Regions from separate parts of the Homo sapiens genome. Here region 1 is linked to region 2. Evidence: chromatin contacts called from ENCODE Hi-C or POLR2A ChIA-PET data. All regions are on one chromosome and are shown on one strand. The core of a region is the stretch at or near the end of the contact, and the rest is flanking DNA. Distances in the headings are between cores, read along the strand shown.

Region 1 (3,856 bases), core at 509-3,008, 130 kb after region 2:
AAGAGACATTGAGACATAGGCCAGCTACCAAGGCCATGTGGCGAGACAGCAGGGCTCTTCCCACCCCACTGCTTCGACTGAGACCAGAGCTTGTTTTCTTCTCTGGGCTCTGGCAGGGAACTGGGCCGTGCCCAGTGCATGCAAGGTTGGCCAACAGATTTCCTGCACCTGCTCACTGATGCTACCTGGCAGTTTCTGGGACCGCACTTAGCCCTCTGCACATCCTTCACTCCTTTGAAGGAGACAGTAAGTGTTGTGAGTTCATTTCTTCTTCTTCTTCTTCTTTTTTTTTTTGAGATGGAGTCTCGTTCTGTCGCCCAGGCCGGAGTGCAGTGGTGCAATCTCAGCTCACTGCAACCTCTGCCTCCCAGGTTCAAGCAATCCTCGTGCCTCAGCCTCCTGAGTAGCTGGGATTACAGGGGCACACCACCATACCCTGCTAATTTTTGTATTTTCAGTAGAGACGGGGTTTCACCATGTTGACGAGGCTGGTCTTGAACTCCTGACCTCAAGTGATCCACCCACCTCGGCCTCCCAAAGTGCTGGGATTACAGGTGTGAGCCACCGCGTCCACTTGTTATTTTTGATTTTTTTTCCCCCAGACTCTTACCAGTGCCTAGAATGAGACACATAGTCCTTCCCTTGGAGGGCCCAGCGAGCTGTGAAGTGGATAGAAGACTGGCCCTTGGTGTCCCTAACCCTACCCCTAAGGCCTTTGGCTAAGCTGGCCCAGAATAATTAAAGATGTGAACAGAGATTAAGCTCCAGGTGGGCACAGCAGCTCCTGCCTGTTATCCCAGAACTAAGGGAGGCCGAGGCAGGAGGATCGCTTGAGTGCAGGAGTTCAAGAGAGCTGCTGGTTTTAAATGTGGCACTTCCTACACTCATTTTCTCTTGTGCTGTCTCTCTCCTGCCGCCACGTAAGACGTGCTTGCTTTCCCTTCGCCGTCTGCCATGACTGCAAGTTTCCTGAGGCCTCCCCAGCCATGCAGAACTGTGAGTCAATTAAACTTCTTTCCTTTATAAATGACCCAGTCTCGGGTAGTATCTTTACAGCAGTGTCAGAACAGACTGGTACACAGCCCATGTGCATCCCTGTGTAAAGCCTGGCCCCAAGGAGTTCTCTTGAACTCCTGCACTCAAGCCTTTGCCCAACTCCTCCCTCAGCTCAGAAATCTTTGTCTCAAACTAAGTGCTCTGCAGCTTCACTAATCCCTTCTCCTTCTGGAATCTTCCTGATGCCCTCAGCTACATCAGGTCCTCTTCCTTCCTGCAGCCATAGCCCCCTTGTTATCCCATTGACATCTAGGCATTCCAGAACCATCTAGGCATTTGTGTTTCTGCCTCAACAGACTGCACCTCCTTTAAGGGACTTTGCCTTTTTCCTTCATGGTTCTAGCACACCACCCCGTCCCTGATACATTGCAGTAAATACACAAGGAAGGAAGGAAGGCTGGCAGGCATGGAGGGTACACACAGTACTGCATTTTGTTGAAACAAGGCCTAAAGACTGCAGGTGCAGGTGGAAAAATTTCAAGTCTCATGATAGACACCACGAGGGCAATCGCATCTATCAAAGGCGGTGAGTCAGCCCTGGAGAAATCCAATTAAACATCCGTCATTCGAGTGATACTGCTTTGCATTCTGCTATCAATACCGTTTCTATTCTGAGCTGGCTCAGCATCTGGGCTCTCTTGTGCCTTCCACTCTCAGTCACCTGCTGCGAGTTCCTGCCACTGTGTGGCGTCCTCTCCCCCAAATCCACCCTCTCCACTCCCAAGTCCATCCCTCCTCTCAAGCTGATGCCAACAAAAGCTGATTTGTATCCAGCCCAATCTCATTGAATCCTCATCATCTGTAGGGTGGTATTCTTATTCTCCACTTTACAGAACTCTCAGAGAGGTTAAGTAAATCGCCCGAGATCAGACAGCTTGCAAGATTTGAAAGAAGACAGTCTAACTCCAGAGCCCTGACAATTGCCACTACAACAGACTGCCTACGCATGTCACCCAGATATACCAGGCTGTCATCTTCTGTTCCCATACCCCCTTACTTTATCCCGTTCTTTCAGTCAGGAGCCTTCTAAAATGCTTTCAGGCCGGGCGCGGTGGCTCATGCCTGTAATCCCAGCACTTTGGGAGGCTGAGGCAGGCAGATCACTTGAGCTCAGGAGTTTGAGATCAGCCTGGGCAATACGGTGAAACCCCGTCTCTACTTAAAAAAAAAAAAAAAAATTAGCCAGGCATGGTGGTGGGCACCTGTAGTCCCAGCAACTTGCGGGGCTGAGGTGGGAGGATCGCTTGAACCTGGGAGGCAGAGGTTGCAGTGAGCTGAGATTGTGCCACTGCACTCTGGCCTGGGTGACAGAGTGAGACTTTCACCAGTGGCAGTTCCAAGGAGTGGGCTTTCTTAGGGATGGCAGGGAATGGTTTCAGTCCCACCTCGTAATTTCCATTAGCCTTCAAACCACCTCAACATTTAAAAAGTGCTTTTGGGCCGGGCGCGGTGGCTCACACCTGTAATCCCAGCACTTCGGGAGGCCGAGGCGGGGTGGATCACGAGGTCAGGAGATAGAGACCATCCTGGCTAACACAGTGAAACCCTGTCTCTACTAAAAAACACAAAAAATGGTGGTAGGTGCTTGTAGTCCCAGCTACTCGGGAAGCTGAGGCAGGAGCATGGCGTGAACCCGGGAGGTGGAGCTTGCAGTGAGCCGAGATGGCACCACTGCACTCCAGCCTGGGCGACAGAGCAAGACTGCATCTCAAAAAAAAAAACGTGCTTTTGAAATGGGAAATATCAGGTAGGATAGAAGCAATAAGAGAAAATGAAATAAAGAAATGGGAAATAGACATTTTTCCCAATTTTGTGGAAAGTGTAAGAAAAAAACTTGATAGAAACTATGCAATTTTAATTAATTTGTACGACACAAATCTCACTAAAAACCATGGACTCCCTACTGCGAAGGCAGCTCTAAGGTAAGTCCCCTGATTGTTTCATGTGACCAACTGGCTGGCCCTAAGCCCCTCCTGTTTAGGAATTTTTTTTTTTTTTTTTAGACAATGTCTCACTCTGTCGCCAGGATGGAGTGCAGTGGCGTGATCTCAGCTCACTGCAACCTCCGCCTCCTGGGTTCAAGGAATTCTCCTGCCTCAGCCTCCTGAGTAGCTGGGACTACAGGCGCCCGCCACCACGCCCAGCTAATATTTGTATTTTTAGTAGAGACAGGGTTTCACCACGTTGGCCAGGATGGACTCCATCTCTTGACCTAGTGATCCGCCTGCCTCTGCCTCCCAAAGTGCTGGGATTACAGGCGTGAGCCACCGCACCCGGCCCTGTTTAAGAATTTTAAAGCAATCACTCCATTTTTTTTTTTTTTTTTTTTGAGATAGAATCTTGCTTGCTCTGTTGCCCAGGCTGGAATGCAGTGGTGTGATCTTGATCTGGGCTTACTGCAACCTCCACCTCCTGGGTTCAAGCAATTCCTCTGGCTCAGCCTCCCAAGTAGCTGGGATTACAGGCACCAGCCACCATGCTCAGCTAATTTTTGTATTTTTAGTAGAGTTGGGGTTTTACCAGTTTGGCCAGGCTGGTCTCAAACTCCTGACCTCAGGTGATCTGCCCACCTCGGCCTCCCTAAGTGCTGGGATTACAGGCATGAACCACCACATCCGGCCGCAGTCATTCCTTTCAGCTGAGCTTCTAAGGACTGAAGGAAAAAACTCTTAAGAACACAATCTGCAGGCCCCGGGGAAGCCTCCCCTGCCCTCTTCCCACCCATTCCTGCTTAGCCCATGGACTGGGCCACTAGGACCACTGTCTCAGCTTAGCCCTGCTCCTGCCAAAGCACAGAGCA
Region 2 (3,841 bases), core at 823-3,322:
CAGTGGCATTTCTGAATTTCCCTGCAACCTCGACACCCTGGGTTTAAGTCATCCTTTCACCTTTTTTTTTCTTTTTTGAGATGAAGTCTCACTCTGTTGCCCAGGCTGGAGCGCAACAGCACAATCTCAGCTCACTGCAACCTCCGCCTCTCGGGTACAAGCGATTCTCCTGCCTCAGTCTGTCAAGTAACTGGGATTACAGGCGCCTGCCACCATGCCTGGCTAATTTTTGCATTTTTAGTAGAGACAGGGTTTCACCATCTTTGTCAGGCTGGTCTCCAACTCCTAACCTCAGGTGATCCGCCCACCTCAGCCTCCCAAAGTGCTGGGATTACAGGCGTGAGCCAATGCGCCCAGCGATTCTTTCACCTTCTTACCTCAACCTCCCGAGTAGTTGTGACCACAGGCACAAGCTACCATAGCCGGCTAGTTTTTATATTTGTTTCTAGAGACGGGAGTCTCACTATGTTGCCCAGGATGTCCTCAAACTCCTGGGCTCAAGCAATACTCAAGCCTCAGCCTCCCCAAGTACTAAGATGACAGATTACAGGCATGAGCTATCTCACCTAGCGTATTTACTTTGAAATAAAGGTCAGCATGCTAGTTGTAACTGGAGTGAAAATTGCTTTATGTATTTTATATGTTGAAATTCTGTCAACTAATGTATAAAAGCATATTTAGTGCCTGTAATCCCAGCACTTTGGGAGGCTGAGGCGGGTGGATCACAAAGTCAGGAGATCGAGACCATCTTGGCTAACATGGCGAAACCCCATCTCTACTAAAAATACAAAAAAATTAGCCGGTTCGTGGTAGCGGGTGCCTGTTGTCCCAGGTACTCGGGAGGCTGAGGCCAGGAGAATGGCATGAACCTGGGAGGCGGAGCTTGCAGTGAGCCAAGATTGTGCCAATGCACTCCAGCCTGGGTAACAGAGCTAGACTCTGTCTTAAAAACAAACAAAAAAAACCCATATTTAGTATAACAGCAAAATATTGCAATAATTTGTGACTATGAAAGCTGTTAATTTCATGTGCAGTTATTGAGAACCTGAAAATACTTAAATAGGAAAACAGATTTTCAGTAAATATAAAGAGATATACTGGTTAGATAACTAAGAACATATCCTTTTTGAGCCAAAAAATGCTTTAAAAGTCCATGGAATTGGCTGGGCACAGTGGCTCATGCTTGTAATCCCAACACTTTGGCAAGCCGAGATGGGAAGATTGTTTGAATCCAGGAGTTTGAGACCAGCCTGGGAAACACTGTGTGACCCCATCTCTTTAAAAAAAAAAAATGTGTAAGTTGGACTGGGTGTGAGAGCTAACGGCTATAATCCCAGCACTTTGGGAGGCCGAGGTGGTGGATCGCTTGAGGTCAGGACCATGGTGAGACCCCATTTCTACTAAAAATAGAAAAATTAGCTGGGCATAATGGCACATGCAATGTAGTCCCAGCTACTCGAGAGGCTGAGGCAGGAAAATCATTTGAACCTGGGAGGCAGAGGCTGCAGTGAGCTAAGATCGCACCACTGCACTCCAGCCTGGGCTACAGAGCAAGACTCTGTCTCAAAAATAAATAAATAAAATAAAATGAAAAACTTATGAAAAGAGTAAAACTAGATTAAATCTATTTGAATTTTTGTAAAACTTTTTGGCATCTTAGTACTCATATGAAACAAAGTAACCTTTAGGAAATGTATTTAATTTTTAGTTACTTCCAATTAGGTCCTGCACACTTTTCAAGGTTATTCTTATACAAAGTGCCTGTCCTCAGTTAAAAGTGAGTAGTTTCGTTTGAGGGACGTATAGAAGAAGGACCATGAGAGCAATCAAACAGCTGATGGTGCTGAGAAACTCTTGTTCTTGGAGAAGACTGTCAAACGTTCTAAATATAACTATTAAACTTGCACAAAATTGTAACATTTTCAAGTCTTTAAAATAAAGCTTTGGAGCCTAGGCAACATGGAGAAACCCGGTCTTTACAAAGAATACACAAATTAGTGAGTCATGGTGGCACATGACTGTAGTCCCAGCTACTGGGGAGGCTGAAGTGATCGTGCCACTGCACTCCAGCAGGGGCGACAGAGAGAGACCTTGTCTCAAAACATAAATACATAAAACTTTGGTGACCTAGAACTTTATTGATTCTATAATGGTGAACTGGGCTTCTACCTCATCCGATTTTTAACACTAAACTATTCAGCATTTGGCCAAATTGTATTAACAAAAACAATGCACGTTTAGTACAAAAATAAAAATAGAAAAGAAAGAAAAAACAAAAATACTACAAGAAAACACTTGGCTAATTGCTTTATAAACCTTGGAGTGCACAAGGCCCTTCTAACTATGACTAAGAAATCTGACTACAAAAAAATCAAATACCAGCCTGGCCAACATGGTGAAACCCCATCTCCGCTAAAAATACAAAAATTAGCCAGGCGTGGCAGTGGGCGCCTGTAATCCCAGCTACTTGGGAGGCTGAGGCAGGAGAATAGCTTGAACCTGGGAGGGTGGAGGTTGCAGTTAGCCGAGATCCTGCACCTGCACTCCAGCCTGGGCCATAGGGCAAGACTCTGACTCAAAACAAAACAAATCAGTAACTCTGTACAATAAAATATACATCAGACAAAGCTGGAAACAAATGACAAACTCCCAATACTGTCCATTCATGTCACAGACAAATATATAAAAATCTCCTAGAAATCATGGGAAAAAAAACAACGAACAACCCAATTTTAAAATATGCCAAAGGCCGGGTATGGTGGCTCATGCCTATAATCCCAGCACTTTGGGAGGCCAAGGTGGACAGACCGAGTCCAGGACTTTGAGACCAGCCTAGGCAACATGGAAAAACCCTGTATCTACAAAAAATACAAAAATTAGCCAGGTATAGTGGCACATGCCTATAGTCCCAGACACTCAGGAGGCTGAGGTGGGAGAATCACTTGCCCCAGGAGGTCAAGGCTCCAGTGAGCTGTAATTGCACCATGGCACTCTACTCTGGGCAATGGAGCGAGGCCCAGTCTCAAAAAAAAAAAAAAAAAAAAAAAAAAAAAAGGCAGTGTTTAACAGTGCTGGCACAACTGGGCTATCCACCTAAAGAAAATAAAAATAAAATTGAACTTGTATCTTATACTAGATACAAAAATAAATTCATTGCAGACTAAGGAATAAGGATACAAAAAAATTAAACAATTAAAAAATATTGCAAAAAAAACACAAAACACATGAACAATCAAGAACCAAGGAGACTTCCCTAGTGAAATCTGCAAACCTAGAAGGTATTTAAAAAAAGATGTAACTGATGACCTAAAAATGAAAAATACATGTATAAAAAATTTTTTTTCAAAAGAGAAAAAAGGAAATATTTGTATGGAAAATGATACAATAGACAAAGTCAACAAACAAAAGATTACCACGGAAAAAATTATTTTCAATGCAGGAGAAAAGATTAGTAGTAAAAATATACAAAGGGCCAGGCACAGTGGTTCATGCCTGTAATTCCAGCTTTGGGAATCTGAGGCAGGTGGATCACTTGAGGTCAGGAGTTCAAGACCAGCCTCTCCAACATCGCAAAACTCCGTCTCTGCTAAAAATACAAAAATTAGCCAGGCGTGGTGGGGGGCGCCTGTAATCCCAGCTACTTGGGAGGCTGAGGCAGGAGAATCACTTGAAGCAGGAAGGCAGTGGTTGCAGTGACCTGAGATCACACCACTGAACTCCAGCTCCAGCCTGGGAGACAGAGCGAGACTCCATCTCAAAAAATATATATATGCAAAGAACTCCTACAGATTGACAAGAAAGGAATTTCCACTTCTGGTAATGACCAGGAAACCTGTATCAG

What was found. Hi-C counts contacts between places; a loop is a spot of excess contacts on that map. ChIA-PET counts read pairs that join two places held with the same protein, here RNA polymerase II (POLR2A). Pooled maps may share reads with other maps.
Region 1: a loop to region 2 is called in a pooled map, with 2.2 times the contacts of the local background. The contact joins two enhancer-like sites. A Hi-C loop is called at or near these places in 2 of 50 pooled maps. POLR2A ChIA-PET finds 5 or more read pairs at or near these places in 4 of 52 experiments (GM12878, Panc1, activated B cell and 1 more).

The regions. Positions count from the first base shown.
Region 1 is chr16:15,548,878-15,552,733 of GRCh38, reverse strand. All of the region lies in intron 2 of MPV17L-BMERB1 (MPV17L-BMERB1 readthrough), which reads right to left. All of the region lies in intron 2 of BMERB1 (bMERB domain containing 1), which reads right to left. Among named protein-coding and RNA genes, the nearest start is that of MIR6506, 60 kb to the left of the region's middle. Within about 2 kb of position 1,758, at least 4 of the 41 ENCODE cell types and tissues checked have a DNase peak (open chromatin) inside an H3K27ac peak, as active enhancers do.
Region 2 is chr16:15,680,467-15,684,307 of GRCh38, reverse strand. All of the region lies in intron 4 of NDE1 (nudE neurodevelopment protein 1), which reads right to left. Among named protein-coding and RNA genes, the nearest start is that of NDE1, 32 kb to the right of the region's middle. RefSeq lists an enhancer at 1,882-2,176. Within about 2 kb of position 2,072, at least 5 of the 41 ENCODE cell types and tissues checked have a DNase peak (open chromatin) inside an H3K27ac peak, as active enhancers do.